2 separate regions of the Homo sapiens genome follow, and region 2 is linked to region 1. Evidence: chromatin loops called from intact Hi-C (ENCODE). Cell type or tissue: Calu3. All regions are shown on one strand. Each heading gives the region's core, and the rest is flanking DNA. Links, peaks and the distances in the headings are about the cores only. Region 1 has its middle 18 kb from the start of CNGA2. Region 2 overlaps LOC100533997 (MAGEA10-MAGEA5 readthrough).

Region 1 (11,007 bases), core at 964-8,963:
TGTGGCAGAGAGTAGCTGCATGGACACTTCAGACTGGGCGACCAGACATTCAGGTGGATGATTGAGTGTCCAGAAGGAGACAGTAATGCAGAGATCAGGGGACAGAGCATCCAGGCAGTGGGAACAGCAAGTGATTAACCGAAAGTTAAGAGCCTCTGCTATCACTGAAACAATGATTAAACACATGTTATCTTGGGTGAAGGCTCCCTACTCCCCAGCTTGTAGCAGGGACAGAAGGAAAACAGCTCCAGCCATCTCCCTTGAGCAGCTTTGTCCCAGTCTAATTTGCCTTTCCACTGGTCAAACTGCTGCTGCCTGACAAGAGCCCTGAGTCCCAGATCCCTGGACCAACTCCGTCAGAAATTGCCTTGATGCACAGGATAAGTGAGGTCTGGAGCCAAGCAGACCCATGTTCCAATCCCAGATCTTTCACTTACTGGGACTCTAGGGCCCATTAGTTAAGCTCCCTGTACCTTGGCTGTTGTATGTACAAATGGAGAAATCTAGCTTGTTGACTTAATGCCAGGCTTAAAGGAAACCACACACGTATAGTGTCTGGAGCAAAATGGGCCTGTGGTGGGCCAAAATCACCACAGCTAGAAAACCCTTGGAGACCATTTAGTCCAGTCTTCTGTTGAAAATGGGGACACTGTGGCCTAGTCTTGCCCAATATCACTTCCATTCAGGACTCCAACATAAATCTCCCGGAGCTCGTACTTCCCTGAATATTAAATTCGTCTTTCAGAAATAGCACAAATTCACTTTCCACTTGTATCACAAGGTTGAAGAGTGGCTGTGGGTGTAGGGGTGTGTGGGCATGGGTGTGAAACATGCTAAGAAAATCACTTAACACACAAACACACATGTGTCCCCACATCTCTGATACATGTGTGCAGACTCCACAGGCGAAGAATCTCGCTCTGTTATTCCTAACTTTGACTTCTGATCCCAGTTCTTTAACTTTCTGAATGTAGGGCTCAGAGTCCCCAGCTGTATAATGGGACACTTAAGACAATGTTTGTGCAGCCACCACCATGTCCACTCCCTTGAGACTCTGCGAGTCCCCAGAAAGCCATTGCCAGCATCCTCTAGCAGGTTTTGGTGCAATGGCAGAAATGATGATCTGTGTGTAACATCTCTAGGAGCTGCCCTGGCCTGGGAATATGACTGGGGAGGGTTGGTGGCTTTTCTGGGTCCAATGCCTTCAGCTCAGTGCAAAGTCTGTCGAGGCTATATCCTTCTACTACCTTCCTTTCTCCCGCTTCATGTACCACTGGATCCAGAGGCTGGTCCCAGGAGTCTGCTGCTTGGGATGCTGGGAGCTGGGAGGAAGAAGGGTGGGCTAGAAGCCTGAAACATAGGGAGGAGACAGACTGAGAAGGAAAGGGAAGAGAAGGGGCTTGGAGGATAAGCTGGAGCAAGAACTGTGAGAAGGGAAGAGGGATGATGAGAGGTGAGGCAGAAGCAGGGACTAGGCTGCTGGAAAAGACAGAGCCATAGGGAGGAGAGAGGCAGGCAGCAGGAAAAGATGGCTGAGCCATCCTGAAAGACAGAGAAGAGGAGGATGGGAGGATTCGGGAGGACAGAGAAAAAAGTGCCTGGGGAGGGGACAAAGAATGACATGGGGGAAGGAAAAAGCGAGCTTTAGAGGGGGAGATAAAGCAGGGAGGAGAAAAGGGGAAGCAAAAGGGGGAGAGGAGGGAAGAGTGGTCTCAGAGGCAAAAGGAGGAACAGAAGAAAGGGCGAGGAGGAGGGAAAGCAGATGAGAGAGCCACAGAGGGAGAAAGAAGCAAGGAAGGAGGAGGGGCAGGAGGAAGAGGAGCAAGAGAGCAAAGAGAGGAGAGAGAAGCACAAAAAGAAAGGAGTTGGAAGGGGAGCAAAGAAAGGTAAAGGCAAGGAGTGCCACTGCAGATGGCATCTGTGACCCAATTGTGAGGGGTGACCAAATCCAAGCCTGGGAAGACCCATTTCAAAAGGAACATGACAATGGCCTGCCGCTTGTCTCTCAAGAGTCCTTGTGGCATTTCCCCAGCAGAGGGGAGCCAGCTCATGACCTGCCAAGACCCCTTCCACTCCACCAGTGACCCTTTCATGCCCCCTCCGAGTGAGCCCTGCCACCCAGCAAAGCTGAACACCAAGCTCTGCATGTTGGCCTGGCATGAGAGTCAGCTAAGCTTTTCCACCTGTCATCACTCTGCCGCCATAAGTTGCCAGGATAGGGTCCCAGATATCTCCCTCACTCTCTTCTTTTCTTCTTCTCTTCCTCCCTTATTTCCTCCCCTCCTTTCTTCTTTCCTCTTTCCCTTCTTCTTGCCTTCCTTCTCTCCCTCTCTCCTTCCTTTCTTATTCCTTTCTCCATTCAGAGCTGGCCACAGCCTTACCTCACCTCCACGCCCCTCAATCCCACAATGGGGGAGGCGGAGGTCTCGGCCCAGCCCTAGGTCTAGGTTGAATCCCCAGAGCGGAAGCCAGGTAGAACCCAGGAGTGTGTATGGCAGTAATCTCAAAGCTGGCCACTCAGTACAGTCACCACCCCTTTGAGTAGCAGAGAAAAGCTGCTTCCAACTCCAAGCTGTGGCTTTGTAGGGCCAGTAATTCAAAGTACTAGTGATTTACTAGTGGCCCTGATCTAGTGATGGTCACTGGTTATGAAAACTACTCTTAAAATAATGGGCAGATATTAACCACTAAATAAGATTTTCATGCCATTCGAAAACGATTCAATACATGACAAGATTTGAAAATAGAAAAATCAAGTTTTAGCCAGCTCCATCTCAAAATCCTCAAATGTCACCAATCAGGACTTACTCCATCTGGCTATGATGTTATCTCCGCAATTGGGTAAACAACCCACCAGAAACCTGGGTTTCCGGCCCACAGTGGCTCAGTCTGGGGATGCTATCACTTTGAGGTTCAGGAGCAACTTTGGGTTGGCATGACCACAGCAGCCGGTGTTTTGAACCGCACACTCCACTCCTTTCTGCACACAGTACCTGAAACTGTTCCATAACAGGTACAGTTAGCTCTCGGCACGTTTACGCACAGTCACTGCCTCGCCTGCCTTGTCTTTGAGCCAAGGAAAACTGTTTTCTGTTCCACATGGTCAGAGCAGAAAAGGAAGAACAAGACCGTGCCTGTAAAATGAGATGCTGGCAGAGTTCCTGTTTCTCAGATTCTTTACTCCCCCACCTAGCCCTCAGTCCACATCTGCACAAAACTGGTCTATTCTCTGAAACGTCTGCTATGCTATGGACACACCGGACACAACATTGTTTCCTAAAGGGCTGTATTTTTATTTCATAGGCATAATAGAAAACAGCAAGCACCTGAAAAAAATCAAGAAATACACTGGTTTTCCCATTCTTTTAAAAATATTTGTTGGCATCTACTCTGGGTCAGGCACTGGACAGAGACAATGCAATCAAGCAACAAGAGGTGACTTGATTGAATGGGGCTGGGGAGATCTCTAGAGACCCCCCAGATCAGGGTGGCTTTAGAAAAGAAGTCTGTTTCACCTTGAAACCTGAGGGACCCAGTGCTTACAAAAGAGAGAGAAAAGGGGAGAGACATGAGCTAAGGCTTCCGGGCCTGGCCTGAGGAAGCAATGCTCCTGGGCCACTGGTAGTACACCCAAATTGTTGCACTGGTTTTGAGGCGGGGCTTCAACTCAGCCTCTCTAAGCACATTGCATATCCAAGTGCTCAGCAATTAAATCGATCCACAGAGGTGACTCACAGGCAGCCAGCCAGCACAGTCACGGAGCCCTGTCTGCATTACCAATTTGCCTGCTCAAGTTGCTGCCTTGTTAATGTTATTTACCAAGCCCGATGCCCTGAATACCTGTCCCTAGCCCCTGCTGGAGCCCTCCAGCCATTGTCCCTGTTCGCCTGTCACATCTTGTCACTACCTCCCTGAATTCAACAGGTTTGGGCAGCCTGTCTGCAGACCTGCCTCCTCACTCTTGTATCTCCAGGAGCCAGGAAGGTGGCCTAGCAGTCCCAGCCTTACCCTCTCTCAGAACAGGTCCCAGAGGTGAATGGCCTACAGCTCAACCCTCCTCCCTTTCTTTGGGCAAGAGATGGAATGGGTTGCCGACAAAAACCCTGCAGGGTGGCACCGTGTAGTTGGCAAATGTGGCCATTGAGAGGAGAGGGTGAGGGCAAAGGCTCCAAGGGGGATGTGGAGATGAGGAGATCTGAGGCAGGCGCTGAAGAGCTTCCTCCTGCCATGCCCTGTGCCTGCAGCTGCCCTGCTCAAATTCTTTCTTCGCCAGAGGGTCTTGGGGCGCTCCCACTCCTGGAGTACAGGTCGTGCAAAAAAGCTCCCGCTACGTGGAGATTGAGCAAGGGCTTGGCAAGCCCAACGGTGCGCTCGAATCGCGGTGCAAGAGCGTCCCCACCATTCTTTACGGCCGGAGGTGGAACAGCAGCAGGGCGAGCTGTCTGGAGCCCGAGGCAGCCTTAGCTTGGTCAGCCAGGCGCTGTCCAGACCTGGCCCAGGCTGCTGCCCCACCCAGGCCTCTTGCCCAGCCCACTTCAGTCGGCCTTCCAAGACTCGGATCCCGAAAGCTGTGCCCCCTCCAGCACCAGGCAAACAAGCTATATCTTGGTGGAGCAGATTCCACCTTCACAGAGCCAGAGTGCAACAGAATGCCAGAACAGAAGGGTCTCCAGAGACCTTACCCGTTATATAGATAACAAAACAGAGGCTACGGGTTCAAGGAAGTGCCTTGTCCACAGGCAACCCTGGGAACTCCTGATTATTATCTCACCACTGTTCCCATCCAGCTTCAGTCCTGAGCCCCTGTGACCATCCACCTTGCCTTTCTAGACCAACAAAGAGAGTGGGTCTATGCCCCAGGGACTCAGACCCTCAAGAGCCAGAGACCCACGCCTACGGTTCCCTAGGATGCCTACACCTCCAGCTGGCCTCTGATTCCACCACTCCAGGAAGAAGTTGGAGGCACTTGGATATGGCACAAACCCAGGTTATGAAACCCAGTTGGCACTTAAATGACCTAACAACAAATTGCCCAATTTAATTTGCTTACCCGATTCAATAAAGGAGAAACAAGAAACCCAATCTAATTAAAAACATTGATCCGTAGAAACTGGCAACTCCAAAGTCCTGGCTGGAAGTTTGAGCTTAGACAAACTTGAATGATGCAAGTGTACAAGCTGAGGTAAGACGAATCTATCCTCTGACTCCCCAGGAGGGCTGCAAACGGCCTGCGAACTTCCTTTCTTAAAATAAGTGGGAAACTGAACCCAAAAGGGAAAGAAATTTGTTCAGTTCACCACTGAGATCACTTTAACTCCAGGATCTGTAGAGCCCAGGAGAGAGTTAGGTTCATGCTCCACTGAACCCCCTCCTGGCCACAGACTGAGGCCATTGGTCTTGCTCTTCAACACTCTTGCTCACTTGGCTTGTGGGACCTGGCATCTCATCCTGCTTGCCCATCGAGCTCCTCTGCATCTTTCAAGACCCTGGGCAAATATCACGTTCCAGGGACAAATCTGTCCAAAGAAGACAAGACAGAAGCTTGCTGAGGCCCCCTTAGCACTGCCCAGTTTGAGTCATGTGAATATGCAGTTAGGCTGGCAGTGCTGGGAAAGAGCAGGGTCTTCCTCAAGCCTAGGGAAGCCAAGGAAAGAGGCTCTATTGGATACTGTCCTCTTCCCCAGCTACCCTACTGTGCTATGTTCCAGATTTCCAGGAATAGAATAGTCCAAGTCCCCAGAAAATGGGAGTGGAACAGGACCAAGCTTAGGTTACAGGGCTCCCAGGCCAGTGTTCCTACGGGCCCTCTCTAAGCGTGGCCTTGGTCCCAGCCACAGCATTGAGTCCCTTTTGGACCTGGGCTTAGCAAACATTTTATCTAGAAAGGCATCTTCATCACCCTCCCCGTCAGGCTAACTGTAACTGGCTTGGTTTCAGGTCCTAAATCAGGGCTAGATTGTCCTTCCAGGGAAATGTCTGCCTCAGAGAGAAGCAAAATCACTTAGTTCTTGGCAGCTCAGTCTCTGCCAGGGGGAAGTTGACCTGCCACTGAACCCACAGCCAGTATGGCACACCACTCCTCCTGCTGGGGCCAGCTGGTACCCCATGCCTGCCTACCCCAGCTCCCTGTTCAACTGGGGAGCTCTACCTCAGCAGAGCTCCCTGGGGACCAAGTCCACACCCACTCTCCTCCTCCACACACATACCCTCTTGCAAGTAGCTTTGGCTATAGGAGGGTAGCATGAATCTCACACAGCCCCATCCTCCAGGAGCAAGGAAGGGGGAAAGCCACAAATACAGATGATAGCTGAGTCACACTTGTTTATAGGGGATCAAAGAAGGCTTTGGGAGGGAGGTGACATTAGAGGTGACTTTGAAGGATTAGAGGAATGTTGCAGACAGATGTAGGGATAGAAGTAGGTGTAAGCCGAGTTTCTCGTGGGACAGCTCCAGTTGGGTTACGGAATACCAAGGAGTTTTGTGTGAGCAAAACCTGCAGGGCTATGAGGATGGGCAGAGAGAAGCAGCTAAGGATATGGGGTTTAGTCCATTAGAGAAAAAAGAGGAGGCCAGCCCCTAAGAAGTTCCCAGTATTGGGCATGTACAGAACACTGAGGTACCAGTAGCTGCTCTAGGTGCTACAGATGTAGTGGGGGCCAGCACAAAGGTCTATCTCAGGGAGCTGACATTCTAATTGGGGAAACAAGCAATAAACAAGGAAACCAATGAACAAGAAGATTGTGGAGGGTGCTAAGTGCTGTTAGGAAAACCTCACAGGGTGCCGAGATCAGCATGACTGGGAGGCTGGGGGCTCTTTTCATTGTGGAGTCCTGAGGACAAGAAGCCAGTCACAGAAGTTCCAGAGGAAAAGAGAGCAACACATAAAGACAGCAAGCGCAAGGCTGCCAAGGGACAGAGAAGCTGGGTGTGTCTGAGGAACTCAGAGGAGACTGGAGGACCTGACTCCAGAAGAGGCCAGGAGAGAAAGCAGGTGAGGCCAAGGATGCTGGCGGGCGCTGTGCAACAGGACCTGGAGACCAAGCCATGAGTTTGAATTTTATTATAAGAGTAATGGAAGACCCCAAAAGAATGTAAGCAGAATGAGACATGACTTTCATTGCTTTTGACTACTCTGCTGGCTAGATGGAGAGTGGGTTGGAGGGGAGGGAGCAAAGGTGGAAACAGGGACACCAGTCTGGAGGCGACTGCAGTCATCCAGGAGAGAGCCCTGCACGAGGGCGGGAGTGGCGGAGGTGGGAGAGGTGCATGGATTCTAACTGGACTTTGAAAAGTTATGCAGACAGGGTATTTTCTGGCTGATTGGATGCAGTGGATGAAGAAAAGAGAAGGATCCAGGATTACATCAGGAGCTTTGGCCTGAGCAACCTGAAGGACAGACGTGCCATGACCAACATGGGAAGATGAGCAGGTTCTCTAGGAAACACCAAAGGGTGAGTTATGGTGGTGTTACTTTTCAAATACCATGGTGGCATCAAGTAGGTATTTGGCTAAATGTACACAATCATCTGTGTACTACCTTCATGTGACACTGGAACAATTATTTATATAATAATTTTATTTATGTCAATTTTAAGTAGGCTGACATTAGCTCCATGCTAACCAATCTTATCCATAACATCAAGGGTTTTTTAGACTTCTAGTATTTTTTTTTTTTTCTGAATACAATAAGTAATGACAACCATAGTGCTCAAGTCTCCCTGTAATTCCACCCTGACATTCTCTCCTTCCCCAGTCTCCAGCAGAGTCTGGGTACCTAGCATGAAGAAACTTGTACTGGGCATTGGCCTTGACACCCAGGAACCTCTGAGGGCCTTCAAAGGGACCACAGTGGGGCACAATGGGAAAGAGACCTTGTCCAATAGCTCTGCAAGGCCCCGGGGGGCAGCCACCTAACTGCCTCAACCGGCCCTGCTCAGTCCTCTGCTGGGTGGAGGGTTCGCAGAGTGGAGCCCACCACCCTTTCCTGAGGTTCATGCGCCCTCTGGTGGTAGGGTTCCCCATCTCTGTGCACTGGGGGCTTCCTTGTTTCCAGGCTAAACAGAAGACAGAGACCCTCTGCCTCGGATTCACCGAAGGGAGGGGATAAATGGTCAGACTAACTTTAAGCTCCAGACCAAGGAATAGATGCTTCTGAGGCTTGGACTCAGGCTGGGCTGGCCAGGCAAGGACCACCACAGGTCACACCAAAAGAAGAAGGAGTGTGGTGCGCAGGAGAGGGGACTTTTGTTTTGTATAGAAGGTCACCAATGCAGAGAAAAGCAATTGATGGCCATATGCAAATAGAGCAATTTACCTTCAATGGGTATTTTCAAATGAAAATAAAAAACATTCCAATTTAAACATTTTAAAATCAAGAGCAGGAAACATCAGGCTGTGCTGAATAAATCCAACACATAATGGAAAACGTACTTCAGTTCCTATATTACAGCCAGTTATAGGAGAGAGGCGGGGGCGGCGGCCAGCAACAGACAGGAGAGTCACGCTCTTACAGAGAAAACAACCGGAGAGAGGGTGGGTGAGGGGCTGGCCAGAGACAGACACTGCCTAGGCTGACATCCAGATCCTCACACAGGCACACGCGCACAAACACACACACACACACACACACACACACACACACACACGACAAGCTGCACAGATATTCCTTCTGTTGTTCCTTCATCCTTTTCTCAATGAACAAACTGTCTTTAGATGAGAATATATTATTGCTAAACAGACACTTGCAGACCAGTGTGCAAGGGAGTCTCACATAGAAAGCTGTGGCAGGACTCGGAGAAGGGGCCTGTGAATTTCATCTCAGAAGAAAAAGTGGCAGAAAAGGGTAATCCAGGCAGAGGGAACAGCATGAGAAAATACCTGAAAGCATTCCAAGACCTGAACACTAACTTCTCAAAAAGGAAGTTTTCATCACCTCTAAAAATGAATTCAATGTAATTTTATTAAGAGCAGGAAATCTAGACCTTCCTCTAATGACAATCCAATAGTCCACCCTCGCTGTTGTCAAAAAAAAAAAAAAGTTCAACCCCAAAATTAACAGTAATTAGCCTGAGATATTGTAAATGTGGCTCTATAGTCTGAAATTTAATGGCATCTTTTGTCAAAAATAGTCTTTTTTCCACTTTAGTCTCATGACTACAATACTATAGTGCTATCCCTATAGTATTTACTACAGTACAGTCATCAAAAATATCTGAAAAAAACTCTTAGACCTTGTGAAATAGTGCATCCATCCACTTCTATAAAATTAGGAGCCACGCAAAGATCTAACAGAGTGCTGCTTGCCCAGATCCAGAACAGAGAAAGTTAGTGTTAAGGACTTGGAATGTGAACACATTGTTTGTAGTGCTATCCATTCCTCTCCTGAGATTTTCACTTACTACTGGAAATCCTTAACCAATTATAATAGCTTTTCTCTCTTTATTTTCAAAATGACTTCCTTTGCTTTGCTTAGACACTCTGTGCTCTCTTTTTTTTGGGGGGTGGGGGGAGCGGGTAACCATAGTTCATCTAAATGCAGCTTTTTCTGAACCTTAAAGATAGAATCCCGTTTTTAATGAACTGAAGTAGCAAAATCACCTTTTTCATTATTTTGGGAAATAGCTATTGCCAAAGTGAAGGTGTAGATAATGCCTAGTCTTGTTACATAATGGGGATGTGGTTTGCAGAATTTTCTTTATAAAATTGTAGTTTCAAGGGATGTCAGTGTTTATGCCACTTTTCCAGTTCCAAAATGATTCCATTCCATTGTAGAAATTTGAAGTATGTAACTTGAAATCCTTAATAAAATTTGGATTTAATTTTATTTAAAAAATAAAAGAAAATACCTGAAAGCTGAAGAGAACATAGACATTCGAGACATGGCAAAAAGTTATGAGAGAGTGGGCCCAAGGATATCTGGGGAAAAGAAAACTGGAAGAGGGTGGGAGCTGAGCCCTGGAGTCTGTGTCTTGAACCAATGAGCTCCCCATGTGGTCCAGAGAAGGTGCCTGCCTTGCCCTGGGGAAAACCAAATCCAAGACACAATGTCCATCCCATGATGTGGGCTGGAAATCAGGCACCTGTTGGGGCTGGGCTGATGGTGAACCAGGCTCCAGGGAGAACACTGAAGATTTCTTGCTGAAATCAAGGCAAAAAATTTCAATGCAGTCATCCCCCTGTTTCTGGCCCCAGTACCATCTTACGCCTGCAAAAATTACATTTTGTCCTGGTTCCAAGACACGGTAAAAACTGAACTCAGTGCAACCTTAGCAATGAGGTTATTGGCAAGGAGCTGGCTAGGTCTCCGAAGACTCCTCCTGTTGCGTGGGGTTCTCTTGAGGCAAAGGGGTTTAGAGCTTTTTCTCCAAGCCCAATACCCAAAGGGGGGTGTACACAAAGCACTGCTCCATCATGAATGCATCTCTCTCCTTCTGCAACTTTCAGGGACCAGGACCTAGGCATGTGTCATGTTACAGATCCGTCCAGGTGAGTCTTCCCCTGGTTAAGGTTTCTTCCTCTAAGCTAGGGAAGAGGTCAAGAAACTACACTAAATGTAAAAGAAGCCTGGCCAGAAGGATGAATCCACATAAAAAGGAATGGTAATGCCAAAAGCACAGGCAACAGAAGCAAAAGCAGATGAATTGAATTACAACAAAATTAAACACTTCTGCATACCAAGGGGCACAATCCACATGGTCACACCGTAGAAAAGCAACGTAGACAGTAAGGAAAATAGTTACAAATCATAGCTGATAAGGGTTTAATATCCAGAATATATAAAGAACTTCTACAACTTGACACTCCAATTAAAAAATAGCCAAAGAACTTGAATAGACATTTCTCCAAAAAAGATATACAAACGGCCAATAAGCTTGTGAAAATATGCTCAAAATCACCACTCATTAGAGAAATGAAAATCAAAGCAACAGTAAGATTCACCTGACACCCATTAGGATAGCTACAAAAAACACAGAAACTAAGTGATGGGGAGAATGTAGAGAAATTGGA
Region 2 (11,007 bases), core at 124-8,123, 380 kb before region 1:
TCGAAATTAAACTGTAATAAATGAAACCTTTGCTCACTAGTGCATTTTTTCCCCAAACATCCACTGAGCATCTGGTCTGTGGAAGGCCCTGGGTCTGTAGTGGAAATGTTAAGCCAGAACCACCTTTACCCATAGGGTGGTAGAGTCTAGGGGCTGCAGTCAAGTAACAAGGTGGCAAGATGTCCTCTAAGACCCAGAAGAAAAGTAAGACGGGGTGAGGGTATTGGGCTGTAGGTGAGAGTGGTCACGTACATCCTCTGAGCCAGGACTTTTGGGGCTTTGAGAAACTGCAGTTCCTTCTGGTGAAGATGAATCCAAAGAAGCTGGGTGGTGCCAGGGTCAGAGCCTCACATAGTTGACAGAGCAAATCCTGGGATGTAAAACTGCTCTGAGCAGTTCCTTTTGGGTGGTGGATGAACAGAGAGGAGTCCACCTGGGGCAGGAATGGAAGGTGTTCTGCACTCTTGTCTCAGTGCAGTTGAACTCCTAATTAAATTAAAAAAATAACTAGGTGATAGATACCCATCATATGCAAGGGTCTCCTGAGAGATAAGGATCTCATAATAAATAAGCCTATGAATTGATGCCTAGAAGTTAGCTGACTCCATTAGAGAAACATTTTAATTGGGTTATTTTTAGTGTAATTTGAACAACACTAAGCAAGGGCTAGATTTTGAGTGGTGATGAAATGAATGAAAATCATGATTTGGATGGAAAAGAACCTTGGAGAGAGGGAAGGAGTTGATACTTGACTCAAATTCCATGAACTTTGAGCAGCATCCAGCAGGGAGAAACTCCTGCACATGAAATGTTGAAAATATATCCTCTAAGAGGGAAAATTTACTGAGTTTTATATGTGAAGCAACATTTGTGACTGATTTGGGATTCCATGTTCCACTGAGCTGCATATTCTGAGATGTACTGGATAACAATGACAAAAATTCCAGAGAAGACTGTGGTGGGGTCTGAGGTCAAATAATATTAGAAATAACAGCCATCTGCCATTCATTAAACTTCTAACTATGCCAGGCCCTGAGCCAGGTTCTTCACTTATATTGCACACACTCCAGTAGTCCTAATGGACAGGGCTTATCACACCTGCTTCACAGATAAAGAACCCAAGGCTCACAGGACTTGGGCATTTCCCAGAATCACATGGCTAGTAAGGAATAGGGCTGGAACCAGACTCCTGGTGGGTCTGAATTCCTGTAGAGCCCATGCTGTTCCCACTCCTCCCAGCCTGAGGCCGACCTCTTGAATAGTACTTCATTTCTCTTCTCAGCACTGTACCATGTCTCTCAGGTGACAAAAATAGGGACTCTGAGGCCAAGGTAGCAGTCGTAGGCCTAGAGAAGGTGACAATGAGAATCAAACACCATTTCAGGGTGGCCTGTGGACCTTATTAATCCAGGGACCTACTGTGTCAATCCCCAGGGTTCCTTGAGAGCTGACTGTACCCAGGAGCTGGCATTTCTGTTCAGAGCCAGCACTTCCCCACATTACAGCACCCTTCCCCTGGTTGTCCCCAGTGTTCCCTCCTACCCAAATCTGGAACTTGGATTGCTGCCTAGCTTGTCACTGTGGTCTCTGCTAAAGGCTGTGCCCAGAACACAGTAGAGAAGCCTAGAATCGCCTGCTCACCCTGTGACACAGAGCATGCCTACACTCTGCAGAAGTACTCTGAGTGTTCTGTCCCATTCCTGGAAATCTCTCTTATAGCAGATGTCTAAATATCAGTGCCCAAAGTCAAATTTATGTAGAAATTTATGTTGAAAGGGCCTTTCAACTTCTCCTCTGCTTTCAAAGGATTTAGTCAGGAGCCGGGGAAGGAGAGCAGACAGGACACCCTCGGCTGGCAAGGGGCATTAGGAGGATGCAGGGAAGAGCAATTACCAGAGTCCACGAGAGAGACCACATGTGAAATCAAGTCCACAGAGCCCCAGGCAGGCTGCCACTGAGAGCTCTGAATCCAGATTTCAGCCCGGTGGGGGCAGAGACCTGAGGGAGAGAAGTGGGAAGTGGTGAAGGAGGACACGGCAACAAACAGGGATAGGCTTGAGAAATCTGGACACTATCATCATCAACAGGATGTGGCTGTGTGATCTGAATGGGCAGGCCTGTTGGCTGAATGCATCAGCGGCATGTTGGACACCTTATGCTCATTCAAGATTCCCCTCCCTCTGTCAGGAAGAGTATGGCTGGCTCCCTGCATCATTCTGGGTGAGCTACCTCTCTTGACCACTCCAGTGGTCCTGTGCACCCTTGCCAGCATCCCAGGGCTGGGACCTGTCTTTATGCCTACTTGAGCTGATGAATTATCCCCTGGGGAACCTCCATAGAGGTTGGGCTATGTGTGTGGGTTGCTGACTGATGATCAACAGCTGAGACTCACCAGGAATGCCAATGATCAGTGGAAGGTGGTAGTGGGGCTGCATGGAGGGGAAATTGGAGGAAAAGTGACCTGGGACTAATCAGCTCAGACTCTGCAGATGAAGGGCTTGTGTGGACATGCCTTGAAAATGATCCAGCTGGTGTCCCTGACTCAGATGGCCTCCTGTGTCTTCTGAGCTCTTGGCATACAAGGGGACAGGTGTCTTGGGACTGCAATCACTGGCCTGTGTTGCCACCAGACACTGTCTGGGGTAGAGGGCTGGCCAAAGGTGTGGACATGGGCAAGTTGGATGGAAACCCTGTGAAGATGGCACCCTTCATTGTTAAACTGACAGAACATGTGGGATGCAATGCAAAAAGCTGAAGGGGTGGGTTGCCCCTCCACACCTGTGGGTGTTTCTCGTTAGGTGGAACGAGAGACTTGGAAAAGAAAAAGACACAGAGACAAAGTATAGAGAAAGAAATAAGGGGGCCCAGGGGACCAGCGTTCAGCATATGGAGGATCCCGCAGGCCTCTGAGTTCCCTTAGTATTTATTGATCATTCTTGAGTGTTTCTCAGAGAGGAGGATGTGGCAGGGTCATAGGACAATAGTGGAGAGGTCAGCAGATAAACACCTGAACAAAGGTCTCTGCATCATAGACAAGGTAAAGAATTAAGTGCTGTGCTTTAGATATGCATACACATAAACATCTCAATGCCTTAAAGAGCAGTATTGCTGCCCGCATGTTCCAACTCCAGCCCTAAGGCAGTTTTCCCCTATCTCAGTAGATGGAAAATACAATCGGGTTTTATACCGAGACATTCCATTGCCCAGGGACAGGCAGGAGACAGATGCCTTCTTCTTGTCTCAACTGCAAAGAGGCATTCCTTCCTCTTATACTAATCCTCCTCAGCACAGACCCTTTACGGGTGTCGGGCTGGGGGATGGTCAGGTCTTTCCCTTCCCACGAGGCCATATTTCAGACTATCACATGGGGAGAATCCTTGGACAATACCTGGCTTTCCTAGGCAGAGGTCCCTGCAGCCTTCCGCACTGTTTGTGTTCCTGGGTACTTGAGATTAGGGAGTGGTGATGACTCTTAACCTGCATGCTGCCTTCAAGCATTTGTTTAACAAAGCACATCTTGCACCGCCCTTAATCCATTTAACCCTGAGTGGACACAGCACATGTTTCAGAGAGCACGGGGCTGGGGGTAAGGTTATAGATTAACAGCATCCCAAGGCAGAAGAATTTTTCTTAGTACGGAACAAAATGGAGTCTCCTATGTCTACTTCTTTCTACACAGACACAGTAACAATTTGATCTCTCTTTCTTTTCCCCACAAAAAGCATCATGCACTATCCTGTTGGGAGCATCCTCACCTCCAAGACACTGTTTGGGCCTGAGGAGAAGGAGTCTGCAGTGACCCTGTCGTGGTATTTTCCACAAGAATTCTGAAATGAAGCAAGCACAGGTAAGGGAACTGTGGGTTTCTTCATGGAGGCAGGAGGCCCACACAGGGGCAGGCTCCACACTTTGAATCAGTGAATTCTCATGCCTGGTAATTTCATTCATTCATTCATTCATTCATCCAGCAAACTTTTGTTGAATACATGCTGAGGAAACATGAGGTAACAAAACAAAGTGATAAGGCCCTTAATCCAGTATGTGGGGGATGTAGGGGAGATGGTGAGGTGGTATGAGTCACTCATTTGAGCCAGGGAGGCCAGGAAGGCAGAGCCAGACTTGGAGGCAGGCCTTACACAAGAAAGGGAGGGACAGCCTATGACCAGGCCAGTAAGCTGGCCTTCTATGACACTATTGATCTGATTTTCTTCCTCAATGCTGCCTGTGTGTGAAAGCAACTGCCACTTTCTGTGCCCACCTGCCTTTGTTAATAGGGAAAGTGCTCATGGTTGGCAGATGCTCACTTCTGCTCACCTCAGGTCACTTCTACTGAAGGAGTGGTTTTACTGCAAAAGCACAGGAAGAAACTTTTGGGGATGATGAATATATTTTGCGCCTTCACTGTGGTTGTGATTTCATGGGACTATATATTTGTCAAAACTCTCTGAATTGTTTCTCAGTATTTCAGAGAAAAAGTAAGCAGGAAACCAGGAAGGATATAGATTACCTGATTAAAATTAAAAACAAACAAACAAACAAACAAACAAAAACACCGCATCCAACTATAGCAGAATAAACATTCCTCTCAAGTGTGCATAAAATATTTACCAAGCTAGATGGTATTCTGGGCCATAAAACAAACCTTACAAATTGAAAATATTAGAAATAATAAAAAGCATATTCTTTAAGATGCTTCTTGAAGACCATAATGTAGTTAAGCTCAAAATCAAACACAAAGATAACTGAAAAATGCTCAAATGTTGTAAATTTTAAAATATGCTCCTAAGTAATCTATGGATCAAAGAGGGATTCTTAGGATAATTTTAGAATATACATTACATTGAATGAAAATAAAAATATACATACAAAAATTTGAGGGATTCAGCTAAAGTAGTCCTTGGGAAAAATGTATAGCATATTTTAAATATTTATATTAGAAAATAAAATATAAAATCAATAACCAAAACTTTCACTCTAGGAAACTAAAGAAAGAAGAGCAAGTTGAATTTAAAGAAATTGAAGAGGATCCCACCTTCCTCCCTTCCCAAACTCCCACCTCTCCCCTCCTTCCTCCCTCCCCACCATCCTAGAACACACACACACACACACACACACACACACACACACACACACACACCCCATTTTACAACAGGTTCTTTTTATTTTGATCACCGTGGGGTGTACCCTGTGGGGTGTAAAACGTACTCTAGACCCTGTTGGCTATTTATTTGGGGTTAGACCTCTGGAGACTTTTCAGGTAAATCTGAGTTCTCTGGTCTTGCCCTGAAATTACTGGCTGCCCGGGGAGACACTAGGGATGTTGGAGGTCTCCTTGCTTTGGTCCTGCTGTGGCTAATTTTGATTAAGTTCCTCATTCAGCTGGTCACAGGGGCTGGATAGTTTTGGCTCGCTTCCTTCCTCAGGTTTTCTTGAAGCAGAGATCTTTTTTGGGAGAGTTGTTTTTTTTTTTTCTGGAATTCCCTAAAAGGTTTCCTTTTCCCTTCCTGGTTGTCTTAGGAACCTGAAAGGACAACAGGGAGATCACAGAAGGGGACTGATTTTGGGGAAGAGAATGGAGGAGGGGTGGGAACAGGGGCTTCAGGAGAAGAGGTACTGGCTGAGGTGGGGGTAGGGTAGGACAGGGTAGGAGTCTTGGGAGGGAGGAGTCAAGGGGAAGACTAAGAGGAGCTTCTCTCACCTTGATAGGACTTATAGACTTAGTTTGACAGGGGGCCTTCCTGTTCCTTGCCCCTTTGGTGTTGGCAGGTGGTTGTTCTTTGACACCTGGGCTGGAGGTTTGTGGTTTCCTGGTCATCTTCACCATGTCAGTGTCTCTCAATCGTCTACTCCATGCCTCCTGGCCTCCCTATATATACACCCCCTTCCACCGTGACAATAAAGCCATACCTGTGAGCTTTGATGGATCAGCAAGCCACTACCCAGCCAATGGTGGCTCTGAGGGGTGAGGGGCTTAGACATCACAAAGCACTATAAGGACATTGTCGTGAGTGGGAGGGGGGAAGGGGTATGGAGAGAGGGAAGAGGGGAGTCTGATGACAAAGCCAGGATGCTCTGATTGAAGAAAAAGGGGACATTTCTTTAGCACTCCTAAAGAGCTTTCCCAAACTGAGTAGCGGTGCTCCTTTCCTCCCATGTTCAACTTGGGTGGGTCACATGGCAGGGAGAGAGTATTTCCTCTAAGCCTTTTCCCAAAGTCACCCCACTTCAGTGCTTCCTTCTGTTTTCTCCCACCATTATCTAGTTTTTGTACATCTTACCGGAAATCTCTCCGAGGTAATCTGACTGTATTTAAATATATGTGTAGATGTGAATCATCCTACTTCACTCCTAAAAATTTCTCTTATGCATCTTGAAGACCACTCACTTGGATACCACCAAGGAACTTTCCCATCCTACCAATGGAAAAGTGTCCACAGAAGTCTCCTGGGGTTTCAGTTTTCCCCAGTCTGAAATCACTGCATTCAGGCTGTCAAACTCCAGTGAATACATTTGCTCCACTGGACATCTTATGTGTCTTGTTTCAACTGTAGGGTTATGCTCATCTCAGTAGATGTGGTACCCAGGCTTGGATTTTAACAGTGTAGAGTGAATGAGGCAGATTTTCATGCCAGAAATTACGCAGGATATTTGCATGTAGGAAACTAAAACCTAAGACTGACGAGTTCATGGAAAAGGGTGGTGTTGAGAAGAATAGTTCAACAACGTGCCTGAGGTTCTGTCCAGTGTAATAAGTTTTTTTAAAAGGCCTTCGTATTGGAAAGGGACAAATAAAACTGTCTTTATTTACAGAAAATAAGAGTATATACGGACAATTCTATCTATCAAAAAAATGCTTCTAAAACTAATAAGAGTTTAGCAATGTTGCTGGATATAGATCATTATACTTGTGTTTTTACACTAGCAATGAGCAATTGGCAACTGAGACAAAAACAATGCAATTTAAAATAGCATTAGACAATAAATATTAAATGGATAAATATGACAGAAGATGTATAAGATCTATCCATTGAAAACTATAAAACATTAGAGAGATAAATTTAATTAGAATCTAAGTAAACAGAGACATACACTTTATTCATGAGTCAAAAGACTGAATATTAAGATGTCATTTGCCCTCAAAGTTTTTGACATATTCAATGCAATAAAAATCAAAATTCCAGGATTTTTAAAATATAAATTGAGAGACTGACTCTAACATTCATATAGATGTGCAAAGGCCCTAGAATAGTCAAAGAAAACTAAAAAATAGAACAAAGTTGGGGGAGTTACCCTACTTCATTTCAAGGCTTATAAACTCGCAATGATCAGTATAGTGTGGAACTGTCATAATTATAGCAGTATATCAATGGAAGAGAATAAAGTCCAGGAGTGGATCCACATGTATATGTATATATAGACAACTAATTATTGATAAAGATGCAAATGAAGATTAGAGGAAAGAAATGATAGTATATTCAACAATTTGATCTGAAACAATTGGATATCCATATGCAAAACTAAATTTCAATCCATACTCTATCTATCTATCTATAAAGGGAGAGAGAGAAAGAAAGATATTTTAAGGAATTGTCTCAGGTGACTATGAGGTCTGATACATCCAAAATCTGTAGGACAGGGCAGCAGGCTAGAAACTGACACAGCGTTTTTACGTTCCAATCTTGTGGTAGAATTCCTTCTCCAGGAAACCTCGGTCTTTTAAGACCTTCAACTGATTGGATGAGGCGCACCCACGTTATGGAGGTAAACTGCTTTACTTAAAATCGATTGTAAATGTTGATCACATGTACAAAATACCTTCACAGCAACAGCTAGGCTAGTGTTTGACCACACAACTGAGTACTATAGCCTAGAAAAGCTAACACATAAAACTAACCATTGCACATACCTTGCCCCATACAAAAATGTAACTCAAAATGAATCATAGCCCTAAATGTCAAAAATACTTTTTTTCTAGGAGAAAACAGAAGAAAAGTTTTATAACCTGTGGTTATGTTTTAGTCAGCTTTGGCTTCCATAACAAAATGGCATGGATTATTTAGCTGAAACAACAGAAATTATTTTTTTTCACAGTTTTGGAGACTAAAAGTCACAGATAAAGGACTGGAGGGTCAGTTTCTTATTCCCAGCTTGTAGATGGCCCATTCTCATTATGTTCATTCTTGTCCTTTCATCTGTGCATGTGCATGGAGAGAGGGAGAAAGGGAAGGAGGGAGGGAGAAAGGGAAGGAGGGAGGGAGGGAGGGAGAGAGAGAGAGAGGGAGGGAGAGAGTGAGAGAGAGAGGGAGGGAGAGGGTGAGAGAGAGAGAGAGAGAACTCATGCAAGCACAAGAGTGCTTTCTTGCTTCCCTTATAACCACACTAATCTTATGGGATCAAGGCCCCACCCTTATGACCTCTTTCAATATTAATTACTTCCTTAGAGGCCCCATCTCCAAATACAGACACCCTGGAGCTGAGGGATTCAAAATATGAATGCGGTAGAGGACATAACCATTAGCAAAGAATAAACACATAGATTAATAAAACAGAATAGAGCTCAGAAACAGACTGGCACACATATAGTCAGGTGAATTGCAACAAAGGCAATAATGGTAAAAGTATAGTTTTTTCCAACAAGTGGTGCCTGAACAATTGGACATCTAGACACAAATAATAATAATAATAATAATAATAACCTAGACATATCCTTAAAAATTTCACAAGATCAACTCAAAATACGTCATAGATCTAATGCAAAATGCAAAAACCATACAACTTCTAGAAGAAAGCGTAAGAGAAAATCTACACAAATTTGAGTTTGATGATGAGTTTTAAAATTCAGCACCAAAAGTATCATCAATGAAGGAAAAATTAGCCAAGTTGGATTTTATTAAAATAAAAATCTTATGCTCTTCAAAAAACAGAGTTAACAGAATAAAAACAGAAGCTACAGACTAGCAGAAAACATCTGTAGCACACATATGTGATAAAGAACTTGTCTCTACAATATACACAACTTCTTAAAACTCAACAATAGAAAATAAACGAAAATAGTTGAAGATCTGAACAGACAGTACACCAAAGAAGATATACAGATGGCAAATAAGCATAGTAAAAGTCCTGGACGTCTTTTGTCATTAGAGAATTGTGTACTAAAATGAGAAACCACTATACACCTATTAGAATGTCTAAGATAAAAAAAAGACCAATTGCTAGTGAAGATGTGGAGCAACAGAAACTCTCATTCATTGATGGTGGAAATGCAAAATGATGCAGCCACTTTGGAAGTAGACAGTTTGGCATTTTCTTAAAAAAACTGAACATAGTCTTACGATAAGATTCAGCAGTCCTACGCCTAGGTATTTACCCAACTGATTTGAAAACTTACGCCTACATAAAAATTTGTATGTGAATGTGTACAATAGCTTATTTCATAATCACCAAAAATAGAAGCATCCAAGATGTATTTCTTTTGGTGAATGGATAAAGAACATATATTAAAAAAACAGAATACAGCCCAGAAATAGACCTGCACACATATATTCAGGTGATTTATAACAAAGCAATAATGCTGAAAGTATAGTTGTTCCAACAAATGGTGCATGAAAAATTGGACATCTATACACCAACAATAATAATAATAACCTAGACAAATCCTTAGGTATTTCACAAAGATTAACTCAAGCTACATCATAGACCTAATGCAAAATGCAAAAATTATACAACTTCTATAAGAAAATAAGAGAAAATTTACATTACTTTAAGTTTGGTAAAAAGTTTGTAAATTCAACACCAAAAGCAAAAGTAGCAATGAGCACACCTAGCACCCAGATGTAAATTTCTAGAACCATTTCCTATTAAAAGGAACCAGATCTCTGGAGAAATGGCTGATTTTAGGACTGGGGCAGGGCATAAACCCAATGAGCCTAGAGCATCTTGTAGTCCTAGAAATGGAGGGCTAAAGAATATGATAAAGGACATCACAGTGTTGTATTCAGCCAAATCCAGACTATGGAAAACTGGAAAGAACACAAGATCTGTTTCTTTCCAACAACAACAAAACAGTGGCAAGAAAACAGGTCATGTGGAGGGGACCTACAAATGATAGAAGACTTAAGGAGTATGACCAAAAAATCACTATATAATATTATACTTGGGTACTCATACAAAGAAACACAATTTTTATAAAGTATAAGTCTACCAGGTAAGTGTGTAAAACAGTTGAACATTTGATAATCATTTATTTACTTTTTAGAAATGAAAATAATATTGGGTTTTTGTTTAATACAAAGTCCCTATCTTTTAAAAATATCATATTGAATTATTTAGAGATGAAATCGTATGATGTCTTAGACTTGCTCCACGTTACTCCAGCAGCTTAGGTGCTGGTAGGTGAGTGTCTAACTGGAAACAGGTTTGCCGTGTAGTTAAGGTTATTGATGCTGAGAGTCATCTACACTGGGTTCACTATATTAGTCTCTCTATTAATCTGTATGTTTGAGGCTTTCCCTAATAAAACATTTTTTATCATAAATATCATTCCACTAAAAGTTAAATCATAAGTGAAACTGATCACTTTGTAGAAATAAATAAATAAGTGACCAAGTGACCAAATTGATCCAAAAAGAAAACCTTAATTAAACTTTACAAACTGAAACTATACAAGCTCAAACTATTCAAAGCTCAAGCCACCCTCAAACGTTCCATGTTAGTCAGTTTTGGAGGCCGATTCTACTAAATAATCAGGGGAAACTAACCACCATCTTATCTCAGCTCTTCCAATGCACACAAAATATAGGCAATTGTTCACTTTGTTCTCCCAGATGAGCCCTCTTGGATTCAAAAAACAGATGAGGACCACCTCCCACCCCGATATAAAAAACACATCAAGCAAGCTCTGTTACATAGCAGCAATTATTCTATGTAAATTAGTAGAATATTAAATGAACAAACAGGCTCTGCCCAAGGAAAGACAATATGATTCCACATTAGGAAAAAAAGTTTCAT

What was found. Peaks named below come from ENCODE experiments on the same cell type or tissue, not always from the same donor. Only the 100,000 strongest peaks of a DNase experiment are listed, where the experiment ranks them.
Region 2: a loop joins it to region 1, with 5 times the contacts of the local background. A loop is called at or near these places in 2 of 110 quality-filtered maps.

The regions. Positions count from the first base shown.
Region 1 is chrX:151,746,950-151,757,956 of GRCh38, reverse strand. No RefSeq gene overlaps it. Among named protein-coding and RNA genes, the nearest start is that of CNGA2, 18 kb to the right of the region's middle. In Calu3, for the core only: CTCF peaks have their summits at 4,190, 4,390 and 8,000 (motif pointing left); DNase peaks (open chromatin) are centred at 3,716, 4,406 and 7,976.
Region 2 is chrX:152,122,329-152,133,335 of GRCh38, reverse strand. It overlaps LOC100533997 (MAGEA10-MAGEA5 readthrough), which reads left to right. Exons shown (of 4, transcript NM_001204811.3): 2 at 3,723-3,847. LOC105373369 (a long non-coding RNA gene) reads right to left here. Exons shown (of 8, transcript XR_007068347.1): 8 at 5,142-11,007. MAGEA10 (MAGE family member A10) reads left to right here. Exons shown (of 4, transcript NM_021048.5): 4 at 1-26. Among named protein-coding and RNA genes, the nearest start is that of MAGEA10, 11 kb to the left of the region's middle. RefSeq lists an enhancer at 3,336-4,535. In Calu3, for the core only: no CTCF peak of the experiment used is centred there; a DNase peak (open chromatin) is centred at 4,125.